Linked DNA regions of Homo sapiens: all the other regions are linked to region 2. The links are chromatin contacts, found by Hi-C in ENCODE. All regions are on one chromosome and are shown on one strand. Each heading gives the region's core, a stretch centred on a gene start or an enhancer-like site at or near the end of the contact. The rest is flanking DNA. Distances are from core to core; before and after follow the strand shown.

The links. Hi-C counts contacts between places; a loop is a spot of excess contacts on that map. Pooled maps may share reads with other maps.
Region 1: a map with no recorded cell type shows a loop between it and region 2 (2.5-fold over the local background). The contact joins the enhancer-like site here to the promoter of CCDC88A in region 2. A Hi-C loop is called at or near these places in 4 of 37 single-sample maps with no recorded cell type and 4 of 50 pooled maps.
Region 3: a map of PC-3 shows a loop between it and region 2 (4-fold over the local background). The contact joins the enhancer-like site here to the promoter of CCDC88A in region 2. A Hi-C loop is called at or near these places in 2 of 168 maps with a recorded cell type or tissue (PC-3 and chondrocyte), 2 of 37 single-sample maps with no recorded cell type and 3 of 50 pooled maps.

Annotation. Positions count from the first base shown.
Region 1 is chr2:54,577,662-54,581,995 of GRCh38, forward strand. The region is part of intron 2 of SPTBN1 (spectrin beta, non-erythrocytic 1); the gene reads left to right. It overlaps LOC124906008 (a long non-coding RNA gene), which reads right to left. Exons shown (of 3, transcript XR_007086322.1): 3 at 3,917-4,330. Among named protein-coding and RNA genes, the nearest start is that of SPTBN1-AS1, 21 kb to the left of the region's middle. RefSeq lists enhancers at 1,530-1,579, 2,579-2,628. Within about 2 kb of position 2,075, at least 14 of the 41 ENCODE cell types and tissues checked have a DNase peak (open chromatin) inside an H3K27ac peak, as active enhancers do.
Region 2 is chr2:55,418,208-55,422,688 of GRCh38, forward strand. CCDC88A (coiled-coil domain containing 88A) reads right to left here and starts at 1,649. Exons shown (of 33, transcript NM_001365480.1): 1 at 810-1,649; 2 at 609-709. The coding sequence starts at 872. RefSeq lists silencers at 1,550-1,619, 1,650-1,699, 1,760-2,049.
Region 3 is chr2:54,901,772-54,906,487 of GRCh38, forward strand. EML6 (EMAP like 6) reads left to right here. Exons shown (of 42, transcript NM_001039753.4): 23 at 1,273-1,425; 24 at 1,600-1,731. Among named protein-coding and RNA genes, the nearest start is that of RTN4, 150 kb to the right of the region's middle. RefSeq lists an enhancer at 1,865-3,064. Within about 2 kb of position 3,225, at least 16 of the 41 ENCODE cell types and tissues checked have a DNase peak (open chromatin) inside an H3K27ac peak, as active enhancers do; they include PC-3, where a contact is called at or near this core.

The DNA of each region.
Region 1 (4,334 bases), core at 825-3,324, 840 kb before region 2:
TTGAAGATGAGGAAACTGAGGCACAAAGGAAGCTGTGCCCAAGGACACTTAACTAGTAAATGGAGCCAGGATTCCAACCCACGCAGTGCGCTTTGGGACTCAATTTTTAACCATCTTGCTGTGCTGCCTGTTGAGCATTTTTCACCTGGTGCTTTTGTAGATCCCACATTAGGATTTTGTTAGGACCCTGGGCAACCTTGATTTAGTGAAAGCAGTTGTTGAGAGGTAGAAATTCCTGATCCTTTTTTCAATCTTAAAGGATTTGCTGAGACTCTCACTCTTCATTGGTGATGGTAACAAGGAGCAGCATGGTGAATGCCATGTAAAATTCAAGCCTTGCCTTATCTTGGAGGACTTTATTCCCTTTTCTTTGATGGTACTTTGGAGATTCCAGACTATAAAGGACTCAGCTGACAGTACAGACTCTCTTGATCTGTATTTTCCCAGTATATGAAATTATTTGTAATGTACCCGTGAGAACCTGGAATAAACTGTACTGGCACTGAAGTAGAATCTTGGATTTAAAAGTACAGTGTTCACTGCTGCATCGTTGAGCATTTGCTACACAGAGAATAACCTTGGAGCAATGTTCAAAGGTGATGGCATTACCCAGAAACATGGAGTTAGGCCAGGAAACCACATCTGAAGTTCAGATTATTGGAGATTGCTGATTTTTCTTGACTTTAAATATTTTCGACTGGTTGAGTGTTTGTTGGTGTTTTTGGGCTAAGTGTTAGCCTTTTGTTCTGTGATGTCCCTGTGTGAATAAAATGGATAATCCCTGTTTCCGGTTAGCTGCTGCTGCTGCTGCTGCTGCCAAGTATAAGTGAAGACTTCCAGCTGCGATTTGCATTGTGTTTTCAGGCCACCTTTTGAGTTTCCCCATAGCAGATATAAAAACTGTTTCTAAGAGTTCATCCTTACGTGTTCAGCCTTACTTGTATCCTAAAACCACAAACTTGATTTTGTTCCCATTCATTATGATCTATATTTGGCATCAGTGAGGCAAGTTATTTATATTTATTATTTATACCCTGCCCACTTCCAGAAATGATTTAATTTGGCCTAGGCAAGTGTCTTCTGATGGGGTGTGTGTGTGTGTGTGTGTGTGTGTGTGATGATAATTCTGATGTGTGTGTGTATGATGCTACTTCTGCCACTTCAAGAGTCCAGAATCATAAGATTCCTAATAGGATTGTTGGGTTGGTGAATGCTGGGTTTGTTCTCTTCTATGCCCTCTCTGTCCAGGAGAAATCTGAGTATCTTTCTTAGGAATGCCTAACACTGCTAGACTGAAAGGTGCCATGTCACCATTTTTCCCAAGAAATTTTCTTTTGAGGGTGCTATAGAGAAGCCCTCTGGTATGAATGTATTAGGCTGGTGCAAAAGTAATTGTGGCTTTTGCAATTAAAAGTAATGACAAAACTACAATTACTTCTGCACCAACCTAATATATATTATATATTCCCATTTTGTTCTTTTCAGAATAAAGCTTCCTAGGAGTTTCTCTAGCTCATGACCTCTTTTACCTTTACTTTCAGTTGCAGTGTTCTTAGCTCATAGAAGGAGCTTTGACGGCACATAGAATGAAGTATAACAGCTTCCGTTTGACCTGAGGCATCCCTCAGGTATGAGAATGTCACCCAGAGATCGAATACAGTGCCAGGTTATCAACTACCATTTTTTGGGACTGATTCTCTGCTCATGTGTGACCATTATTTGGGGAAATCATACAGTACCACAAACCAGAAGTTTCTGAAAACACCTAAACTCCCCATCTTTCACACTCACCCATAGGGACCGTGGCCCCCAATGAGGGGTAGTTCGTCTCTGTATTGGTAGCATTAGCGCACGTGCTATATAGCTCTCTTAATACCTGAACTGTGGACAGACCAGATCCTCACTGAGCTGAAGCACATTGGCATATTAAGGGAGCCCAGCATTGCTGTTTGGCCCTGCTTTTGAACTGGGAAGATATATTGCTGCATGGAGTTCTGAAAAGTACCTTTGTAAGTCCCGAGAACTCCTGTTGACCTTTGGATTTAGGTAAAATGTAAGTCTTAGGAGAATTGATGAGAATGTAGGAACCAGTTTTAGCCAATGCATTAAGACTAAAATGACTCTATTGTTTGTCAGGCTTTGCCAGAAAGTATAGTGAGAGAGAGAGATCCTAAAACTCTGAAAGCAAATAGCCCACAGCAGTTAACTGTATTGACTTTGGAAACAGGTTATAAACCCAAACCTCTGTGCTGAACTTGAATGGGTGTTTCTTCTCTCCTTTCTGAGGGTAAAAGCTGCTGGTGAGAACGGCTCTCTGGTGTTGCTAGGACAGACCTGTATGACCTTCTTTATGTAAATAATTAACAGGGGAATATTTTCATTTACGTTAAAGCCATATATGAGAGAGATTTCCGGGCTGGCTCTGACAGCCTCTGGCCCCACTGGAGAAGGAAGCCAGCACTGAAAAAATTCAAGCTTCCGGCCACACGGAACCTGAGAATATTCTCTATGACAGCAGTGGCTGTGAAGCTGTTTCTTTAAAGTAAAACCCCTTTTGAAGGTTAGTCTGGGGTGACTTTACTGTTACATAGGGAGTAGATTTTGTTTCTTGATGGTTCGTTGAGTGGTAGAGAGGTTAAAGGTAGAACTAACATATGTAGAACTAAAAAGCATCTGAAACTTTTAGCAAACCAGTAATATTTAGAGGCTTCTGCCCACTCTGGGTAGGCATTTTTATCTTGTATACCCATACCAGCTTTTCACATCCTGTTTCTTGAGAATACATAAAGAGCACATTTCTCCACATTATCAGGAAAACAATTTGAAGCACAGGTCTTGTGAATTGGGAAGACCACTAGTATTGCCATTAGCTGCTTATTTGTGTGTGTGTTGGAGGATGGATTATAATCCAAGTGTATTCATATTCTCACACTTTAACCAAAAAAAAAAAAAAATCTCCAAAATCTTCTCTCTTGCATTGTTTATTGATAGAATGGGAAACTTACTGCTGGTAACTAGTTAATTCTGAAAGGGTTAGGGTTTCTACTGTATACTTCCAAAAGTACAGGCCTGGGGGAGCCAATATGAGAGACACACATAACCAAAAATTTGTAAAAACTTTATTTTTTAATAAAAATTATAAATAAAAATTATAGGCCGGGTGCACTAGCTCATCCCTGTAATTCCAGCATTTTGGGAGGCTGAGGCGGACTGATCACTTGAGGTCAGGAGTTTGAAACCAGCCTGGGCAACATGTTGAAACCCTGTCTCTACTAAAAATACAAAAATTAGCCATGCATAGTGGCACACACGTGTAATCCCAGCTACTTGGGTGGCTGAGGCACGAGAGTCGCTTGAGTCCGGGTGGTGGAGGTTGCAGTGAGCCACGATCACGCCACTGCACTCCAGCCTGGGCAAAAGAGCAAGACTTAGTCTTAAAAAAAAAGAAAAAATATATAAATATATACACACACACTTTATATATTTTTATATATAATCTCATACAACATGTTTTGAAATACACGTGCATTGTGGAATGGCTATATTGAAAGCTAATACATAACAAATTTAATGATAATACAAGTGTAGAATGGACAACAAAGGGGTTGTGCATAATCATCAAGTACTTCTCATTAGTAAAAACCCTTTTCATTTGCTTAGAATTGAGGAGGAGGGGATGCTCTAAATTGAGGATTCTCCATAGGGTCGTCCGTGAGACACAAGATGTTGACTGTCCCACTTACCCAGGACATGGGTATCCTTTTGATGCTGACAGCATTTGCTGCTGCTTTCCAGGGAATCATGGCTGACATTGAACTTCCACTGCCTCTGGGCTGCTTTGCTCACTCCTCCTAGGCAGGCAAGCCGACCCTTGGGAAGCTCAGCATTTAGCCTTCATGCTTTGGTTTCTTTGCCCTTTTTTTTTTTTTTTTTTTTTTTGAAACTTTTATTTGCTCTGGGACCACTTTGAGGTTGAAGGTACAGCCCACAGTTTAAGAAAACTGTCCCAAACCTGAGCTAATAAACAAGAGTAAAAGCCTTTTTCTCTTGTCATTACTACTTCCTCCTCACTGACTAATTAGCCAGCTGCTGCAGGTCTCATTAAACTTCATTAATCCTAAGCATCTGTCTGTAGGAACTGCCTCAAGATAAAAAGAGGAAGCTCCGCTAAACATTTTTGTTGCTGCTGCTAATTACCACAAGCTATGCTTTTTATTAATTAATGGCTCTACTTGCCTCCAAATCCTACTGAAGAACTTTGCGAGACAACAGGCACTTCATTCTTCTGTAGCTGCAGACATGCTGCTCTGTGGTTTGGTGCATGGGGTACCTGT
Region 2 (4,481 bases), core at 399-2,898:
CCTGTAAGAATACCTTAAAATGATCCCTAAAATATTAAGCAACCTAATAATTCACACAATAAATCATCTCATCAGGCTTTAGTTATTACAGGCATTTAAATTATTTACTACAGCAAGAGTCCTCACCAATCAGAACTGTTTGAAATTTTCTCTTCTGAAATCTGCTATTACTTAACGAGTTTCAAATTTTGAGCCATTTATTTCTAGATATAAAGGTTAATAAGAAACATTTCTGCATCAAATGCACATAACTTCACAGTAAAGTCTTTTTTCCTCTCTTAGGAAACCAGATTCTCATTTTCTCTCTTATTTTACCAAATTATCAAAGAATACACAATGTGGCTTGGATTTCAGTACTGAAGACAAGTGACAATACATGGTTGACAGAATGAAAAACTAAAGTTTCACAATTTTAACAGGTAAAATATCTAGGTTGTGATAATGGGCTGAGCCCATAACATTAGCATTCCTTTCAAGATCCAATTCTTAAACCACCTGAATATTTCTGGCCAATGAACCAAATTAGGGGCTTAAAACATCGTGTCTCAAAGTTCACCATATGCTATTTCTCAAAGAAAACGTTACCTAGGAAAGAAGGAAGAACTTACATTTGGAGCATGACCTGGTTCAAGAATACCCCATCCACCAAAGCCACATATTCATCAAGGTTGGTCCCATTTCCTGCGGCCAGAGGTCCAAACGTTTTAACCTAGAACAAACAGAAGGATCACCACGACATGAACGCCCACCTCCATCTCTGCAGCCACAAATAACTCAGCAAAATATACAATAAAGGACACCCCACTTACCCAAGTGACCAAAGGGCTGGTCATGAACTGCTCCAGAAGGGGAGTAAAAATTTCGTTCTCCATTTTACAGAGTATGTATTTGAAAAAAGGAACTACCACAAAAATACGCCTAGGGAATTGGTCACTAAACGTGGAAGTAAGTAGAAATCAATGAAAGTCCATTTCGGCAAGGGAGAAAAATCCCATCGTGGAGGAGGGGGGCACTCTCCCTCCTCAAAAAACACCCCAGAGTGAAACGAGCCGAAATCCCAAGAAGTGGCTTCGACGACGGACACCACGAGCAGCAGCCTGCGCTGGAAATGTCTGTACCGGGCGAGGAGGGGCAGAGAAAAGGCATCTGGAGGAGGAGGAAGGGAAAGGGGGCTGGAACCCAAGACAAAAAGCCCGTCAAGGTTGTCCAGCTCCTGGAGGATCCAGACCAGCGAAACTGCTCCCAATGAATCAATCCCAACGGGGGCTAAATGAAATACGTTAAACAGAGACCACGTTAAGGATACCGAGGCGCCACCAGACTCGACCTCGGCGTTCCGACCTCTACACGTTCCACCCACCGATGGGCATGGAGCCGCTTTCGACCCGCGGAGCCTCCACTGCCCGCAGCCCCTCAGTACCAACAGGCAGGGCTCGCCCCTTCCCCCCGAGCAGACACCATTCCTCCGCCGCCCTCAAGCCTCGCCTCCAGCCCCCTTCCCCTCCCGGGGGTGGGGGCTTGAATGTGTGTCCCTAACCCCCCAGCTTCCTAAGCCCTGCCAGCCTTTCAGCGCGTCTCTGGGAATCCCTGGCACAAAATCACCGCCGCGCTCCAGCCTTCTCCGCCCTCTATGGAGAAGCCGGAGTAACGGCCTCAGAACCGCAGTGCCGCATCACACCCCACCCCTCGCCGCCCGCCAGCGCCGCCCGCCAATGCCGGGGGCCGCCGTCAAAGGGAGCGCGCTGCTCCCTCCGCGCCGATATCCTTCCGCCGACTCCCCGCCCCTCCCGTGCAGCTGCCTCTGGATTGTGGGAGAAGAAAACCGCTGCATGAGCGCGCTCCCGAGCGAGCGCGCCCCCGGGCTAGCCTCGCCGCCGCCCAGATCCTGGCGGCGGGCGCGGGCTCGGGCGTGGGCGCGCGCTCGCTGCAGCTGCTGCGGAGACAACCCGCTCCTCGGTTGCGCCCAGGACGGTTGCCTGGTGGGCGGGGACAGGGAAGGCAGAGCAAGGGGTCTGTCTGCTCGCTCGCTCATGCCTAATTATGGTTTATTTCCTCCCCGAGTGACTTCTTTGATACGTGAAGGAAGGGGAAAGAAATCCTTCTCTTATAAACATGAGGGATGCAGACAGCCTTTTTCGGACAGTTTGATGTGTTCTGTAAAGCATGCCTTCTCCCCAGCAAAATGGAATAGGAAAACTCACTGCAGCAAATGGCAGAGGGACTTGAGCCACAACTTGGTGGGGGTTTTTTTCTCCTTTTTGTTTTCTTCCAAATGCAGTCCACTAACGCATGAATGTTCTTCAAAGTTGCAAGTGACATACAGTAAGATTTTTTAAAAACCAGAGCTGTCTGTCAGCACGTTGGTATTCCCTGACTGGAGCAAACATGACTCAGACATTGTTTTTTGGTTTTGTTTTGTTTTTTACTATTTGGGCATGGGTCGGGGGAAACCCAAGCAAAATCAAGAGCTACAAAGAAGAAACATTTAGAAGTCATCCAAGTTGGGTGACAAATAAACAGATTACATATTTGTCATAAATCTCCATGCCACGTACGACTGGGACCTTGAAATAATTTTAAGTTCCCTGGCAAAATCAAATGCTACTCCTCATTTCAAAGGAAAATAAAGACCTTTTTCCCGGGGTAAAATGGGCATATAGAACGCAATCTTTTTTTGATAAAAGATAATATTATAGTTTTATAATGTGTGCTATGTTTACATTACATAAATATTTACACGGAGTATATATTTTAAATTAGCAGTAAAAATGTTTTTGTCATAACACAGTTAAGAAAGAGCAGAATTTCTTAATTGGGTAGTTGAGAACCTGGACTCTGAAGTCTTCCTGCCTGGTTCCAATATGCACCAGCTGTGTGAGCCTACGCACGTTATTGAGTCTCTTTGTGCTTCGATTCCGTCACGTGTAAAGCAGGGCTAATAATAGGGTTAAATGAAATGGCAGCTTATAGTTAAGTGTTCTATAAATGTCATTAATGTTGTTTTTAACATTATTCCTTCAAAATAAAGAACCTTTATGAAAAACTTGAAATATAACCTCTCTGCTTCAGTTACAGGAGAAAGGATCTTGCTTTGAGGAGGGAACTAAATGCCCTTTGAAAATCATCTTAATTAAAATTAGGATGCATTCATGTGGCACTTTGCTAGGTGATGTACAAGTAGAACCTTGCATTTCCCTAGCCAGTACACAAGCCTTCAGACATCCTTGTTGCTAGCAATCTTTTCCATCTGCTCTTGATGACTTTTTAAAAAGCCTTTTAGAGATGGGAGTCTCACTGTGTTGCCCAGCCTGGCCTCAAACTCCTGGCCTCAAGTGACCCTCTCACCTCAGCCTCCCTAGCAGTTGAGACGAGACGTGTGAGCCACCACGCCTGGCTTGGTGACTCCTTCTTTTTTTGTTTGTTTTGTTTTCTGAGACAGAGTCTCTATTACCCAGGCTGGAGTGCAGTGGCACGATCTCAGCTCACTGCAACCTCTACCTCCAGGGTCCAAGCGATTATCCTGCCTCAGCCTCCCAAGTAACTGGGATTACAGGCACCCGCCACCACCCACTGGCTAATTTTTCTATTTTTAGTAGGGACGGGGTTTCACCACGTTGGCCAGGCTGGTCTCGAACTCCTGACCTCAAGTGATCCACCGCCTCGGCCTCCCTAAGGGCTGGAATTACAGGTGAGAGCCACCGCGCTTGGCCTGATAACTCTTTCTTAATAGCAGTTCTTTATTTGGCAAATGAAATACAGACAGAAGGAGAGTGGGCACCAAGGAGACAGCATTGCTTTCAGGAGCAGCCCAGTGCTTGACATACCCACTTTTCTTTGTAATCCCCCAGACGCTTGACAAAACAATATGGAAGTAATTATGCCTATACTGGGTTTATCCTAGGACAAATCAATCTGCTTCATTCATAGGCGAAAAACCAAAAAGTATTAACACCAAATACAGCAGGTTAGGGGCATTTTGAAGTGGTGACTGAAGGGTTAGCACAGGAGTCATACATTAAGATAGTATTGTTTATGCAATTTAGTACCCAGCCCTCACAGAAATCTGGATTCTTCTCTAGAGCCAGATGGCCCCAGATGCTTTCTGGTCTATCTTTAGGTTTTGCGCGCACACACACACACACACACACACACACACACACACACACACACTCAACAAAGAAACATGAGGAGTTAATTGTAAAAACAGGAAACTTTAGACCAGACTGAGGTCTGGAGGAACTTATTTGAAAACCTACCAATTCACAATTCCCTAGTTTAACAGCAGCCTTAAAAATGCTTTATAATATCTCAAGAGTACAACCAGTAATCTTCTCTGTCTGGCTAAAGAGGGATTGTACATTATACCCAGTTTAATGGTCTTTGAATTGCAACATCCTGTAAGATTAAATCCAAAAGTTTCCTATCCACCTTTCACTTAGGAAGAAATTTCTTAAGATTTCTTCAAAATACTTTTGTTTTGT
Region 3 (4,716 bases), core at 1,975-4,474, 510 kb before region 2:
TGCCCTGGCACAAGGCCACCTGGCTGTCCTATCCCTGGGGTGTGCTTACAACGCTCGACAATAAGAATGGTGGCAGAGGGTAGGCATGTTCTTGAATCAGTTTCCTTTTAGACATACCTTTGCAAAGTCCATGCTCCTGATTCAGAAATGTCTTTGTGACCCTACAAAGGAGTAGAGAACATGGTTCATGGAGCACCATCACCCTAGTGCCAATTAGTTTTCCAGAAACCCCTTGGGAGAATGTTCAGATTCCATTCTTCGCGTGACAGAAGAGGCAAGAACAACATCTTTCACCTCTAGAGTTATACATTACAATCCGTGGATCAGAGAATTGGAGCAACTAAAAGAATGAGGTCCTCTAAAGCAAGTTGTATGTAAGGCTTAATATTTAAAAAAAATGGTTTCTGGAAATTTTATTATAGAACTCCTATTCTTAAATATTACCTCTTTTCTTCGAAGCAAAGATACTGGTCCTATTAACCCTATACTCCTTTTCTCCATTTACCCCACTTATTTTTTGGAAACCCCAGGTATTTAAATACTCATAAATGAATGAATAAACCTCATGGAAGTTGAAAATGTATTTTTGATATTATGATCTTTTTCCTTGGACTTGGGGAGAAGAGATACTTAATTTTATTTTCTTGAGACAGGGTCTCCCTCTGTCATCCAGTCTGGAGTGCCATGGCATGATCACTGCTCACTGCACCCTCCACCTCCAAAGCTCAAGTGATCCTTCCACCTTGCCTCCTGAGTAGTTGGAATTACAGGCATGTGCCACTATTCCTGGCTAATTTTTGTATTTTTTGTAGAGATGGGATTTTGCTGCGTTGCCCAGGCTGGTCTTGAACTCCAGGGCTCAAGCAATCCACCTGCCTTGGCCTCCCAAGGTGCTGGGATTACAGGCATAAGCCACTGCACCTAGCTTATTTCTTTACTTTTTGTACAGGGTGGGTTTCGCCTCTACAAAAAATAACTTTTCAACTAATTTTTAACCTACGGAATGTGGCCCAGACTGGTCTCGAACTCCTGGGCTCAAGAGTTCCACCTGCCTCGACCTTCCAAAGTGCTGGGATTACAGGCATGAGCTGCTGCGCCCAGACAAGAGGTGTCTTAAATTAGGAAGTTTTAGTTCTCACAAGTGTAGTGTCAATTTAAAGGCAGTCACGTGTCCATACATAATGCACATCATCAGATTTCTTCATCTTTTCATGTGGTTTGCTTGACAGTGAAGTTTTGGATAATAAGTGTTTTTTGTGGATTCTTCTGTAGGTGGAAGATGCTGTGCCTTTTCCCCTGATGGGAAAGCCTTAGCGGTTGGCTTGAACGATGGGAGTTTCCTGGTGGTAAATGCTGACACTGTTGAAGACATGGTCTCTTTCCATCACAGAAAAGAAATGATCTCTGATATTAAGTTTTCAAAAGGTGAAGATGACAGCAGATACTTTTTAAAATAGCACAGTCTTGGGACAAAAAATTACAAGAATGAACTATTTCAAATGTTTCTTTGACCATTTTCCCACTTTTAAAATACTAAGTTCCTGGAAGTAAATTCCTATATAAAATGCTTCGATGTTAACCCCACATTTTTCTTAACAGATACGGGAAAATACCTTGCCGTGGCATCCCATGATAACTTTGTGGATATTTACAACGTACTTACAAGCAAAAGGGTTGGCATCTGTAAAGGTGCTTCTAGTTATATTACACACATTGACTGGGACTCTAGAGGTAAAGTATGTTGTGGCTTTTAAAATAGAATTTCTGTGTTTAAAAAATGTCCATTTATGCATTGTTTCTAGAGAGAATGGCAGTTGAGTGTTAGAAATGGGAAAGGGGAATCCCACAACAATATAAACGACTGTAATTTTACAACCCAGAGGCAGCTGCTGCTAACATTTTGAATACTTTTTCCATCTTTTTACGCTTAGGATGATTATTGTCACTATTGATTCAAGCCATTGAGTTTTAAGACAGTTAAAGATACATGATGCCTTTTGTTATCATAGCAAGCCACCACCTCACCTTTAGTTGGGAGTGCTTTCTCCTTGTCTTGGGTCCCCTCATCCTCCTCCTGGCTGGTTTCCCTTTTCCACCCAAAGCTCCACCTCTTGGAGAACCGCCCAAAAAGGCTCAAGCAAATTTCCTCCTCCAGCAGAGGTAGAAATCTACATTCAGCCTGCCTAAAATTTCTCTGCTCTATAAAACTCCCAACCTACTCCTACCTCCTCCAAGTCATGCCCACAAATGCCATGAGGATTTGTCTATTTAATAACTCTAGCTTTTATGGTGTTGCATAGTCTTAAGCTAGCAAATGTGGAGGCTCTGGAAGTGAGTAAGACATGGTTTCTGCTCCCTGTGGAGTTTATAATTGAGTGAGGGAGATACTTATCCATAAATAATACAAGAGCACAAAATGGGTACCGTGTGAGTAAGCAGTGGTGAGTCACAAGGGAAGTGGTGAGCAGGGACTCCGAATGGGCCACGGCAGCATTCAGTACCCAGGGTGGAACATTGCACTATAGGGTGAGTCACTCGTAAATCCTATCCTCAAGACTCGGCTGATGTTGAGAGTCTGGAGCGGGTACTTGGGAATGGACAGCATTCCCACCTTCAGAGACGTTGTAGTCCACTGTGGTAGAGAAGCACCAAGCCCAATGTATGCTCTGAGGGAAAGCTCCTTGGAGGTAATCCATGGAGCCTCTGTAGAAGGGAGTGACCTTTGAGGTTGATCTTGAGAGATAAGGAGAAATCCACCAGATAGCGCTATCAAGGAAGAGCCATTCCAGGCAAAAGGAATATGGCATATGAAGAGTGAAGGTGGGAAGAACCAGGGGGTGATGAAGAAATAGAAGTGCTCAGTGGCTGAGGGTGTGAAGGGAGGGGAATGTGGAGACACAGGCTGGGATAGAGCAGAACTTTCATGCTGAACTGTGTACTTGTAGGCACTATGTAACTCTGAGGGATCTAGCGTGGGGCATTCCCTCCCATCTTGGGGAGAAGAAGTGAGCCTGGAGTTGGAGCAATCAAATTAATCAGGAGAACGATGATGAAGGCCTCTGCCAAAAAGGTTATTTCAGAGTATTTCTTGGAGTAGTGGCCATAGACCAGGACTTGGAAACCCTTCTGCCTGGCAGGTATTTAGTTGTAACTATACTTGCCACACTGGAATTTGGACTTTATTTCAGCTTTACAACATTCAGGAGTTTTATACGGTGCAGTAGATAGAGAAAAAAGCATGTGATGCATTGCATTTATAAAAGGTACAAGTCCCAACAAGGGCAAAGGGAGATCAGATAAGTCTGTTTCGCTTTCATGTCAGGGCAGTGCTGGCCAGACAAAGTGCCGAGGGCTTTGACCGGCATTTATGACCAGGCAGGGCACTGTGACTTTATCTAGGAACTGGTGAGGCCGATGAAAGCAGCTGCTTCTCAGACCCTTCTTTGATATTCTCTGCTTTTTTTTTTAAAGCAGTGATTTCTCCCTATTTATTATCTTGCTATTCTCTTGCCAGGTAGAATAGGGTCTGATTAACTTTATTTAGAATCCGACACACACACACACACACACACACACACACACACACACACACACACACACACACACAAAATACCTGATACAATACGTGAAATCCCACCACTCAATGACTATTAGGGATTAAAACCCATTATTGTTTCTATTACGGAGTGAAGAGTCCAGAGAAAAGAGGGTATATATAGAGTAAATTTTGACTGGGAAGATTTCTTAATTATTTTGAATTGTGAAGTACACATAACAAAAATGTACCATTTTAATCATTTTTTAAGTGTACAGTTCAAGGACGTTAAAAACATTGACACTGTTGTGCAACCATCACTGCCCCCATCTCAGAATTCTTTTCATCTTGTAATACTGATGACATTCCCATTAAATGATAACTTTTCATTTCCCCAACACCTGGCATCTACCATTTTACTTTCTGTCTCTATGAATGTAACCACTCTAGGTACCTCGTATAAGTGGAAGCATACAGTATTTGTCTTTCTATAATGGGCTTATTCCACTTAGCATAATGTTCTCAAGATTCCTCCATGTTGTAGCATGTGTCAGAATTTCCTTACTTTAAAGACTGAATGTTTAATTTTATGTATAGACTGTATTTTGCTTATCTATTTGTTGAGGGGCACCTGTGTGGCTGCCACATTTCAGCCACTGTGAGTGATGCTGCTATGAACATGGATGTACAAATATATCTTCAAAACCCTGCTTTCAAGTATTTGAGGTATATGCCCAAGGGTGTAATTGCTGAATCATATGGTAGTTCTATTTTTAACTTTTTGAGGAATTACTATACTGTTTTCCATAGCAGCTCTACCATTTTATATTCCCACCAGTTGTACACAAGGGTTCAAATCTCTCCACATCTTTGCCAAAGCTTATTTTATGTGTTTATTTTGATAATAGCTGTCCTAATGGATATGAAGTGTATCTCATTTTGGGTTTCATTTGCGTTTAGGGAGTTTGTTTGTTCTTAATTCTGCAAATGTATAGGCCCTGTGTCAGATGGTGGGGATATAAAGAGAAGTAAGTCCCAGATAGAAAGCACAAGATCTCGGCCAGGATCAGGGGGATGCTGCTGTGGAGGGGCCTGGGGGAAGGTCTGTGTAAAGTCCCTCGATATGGAGCCATCACTTGGTGGAAAGAGAAGCAAACCTCCCTATTTCCATAATCTTGCCC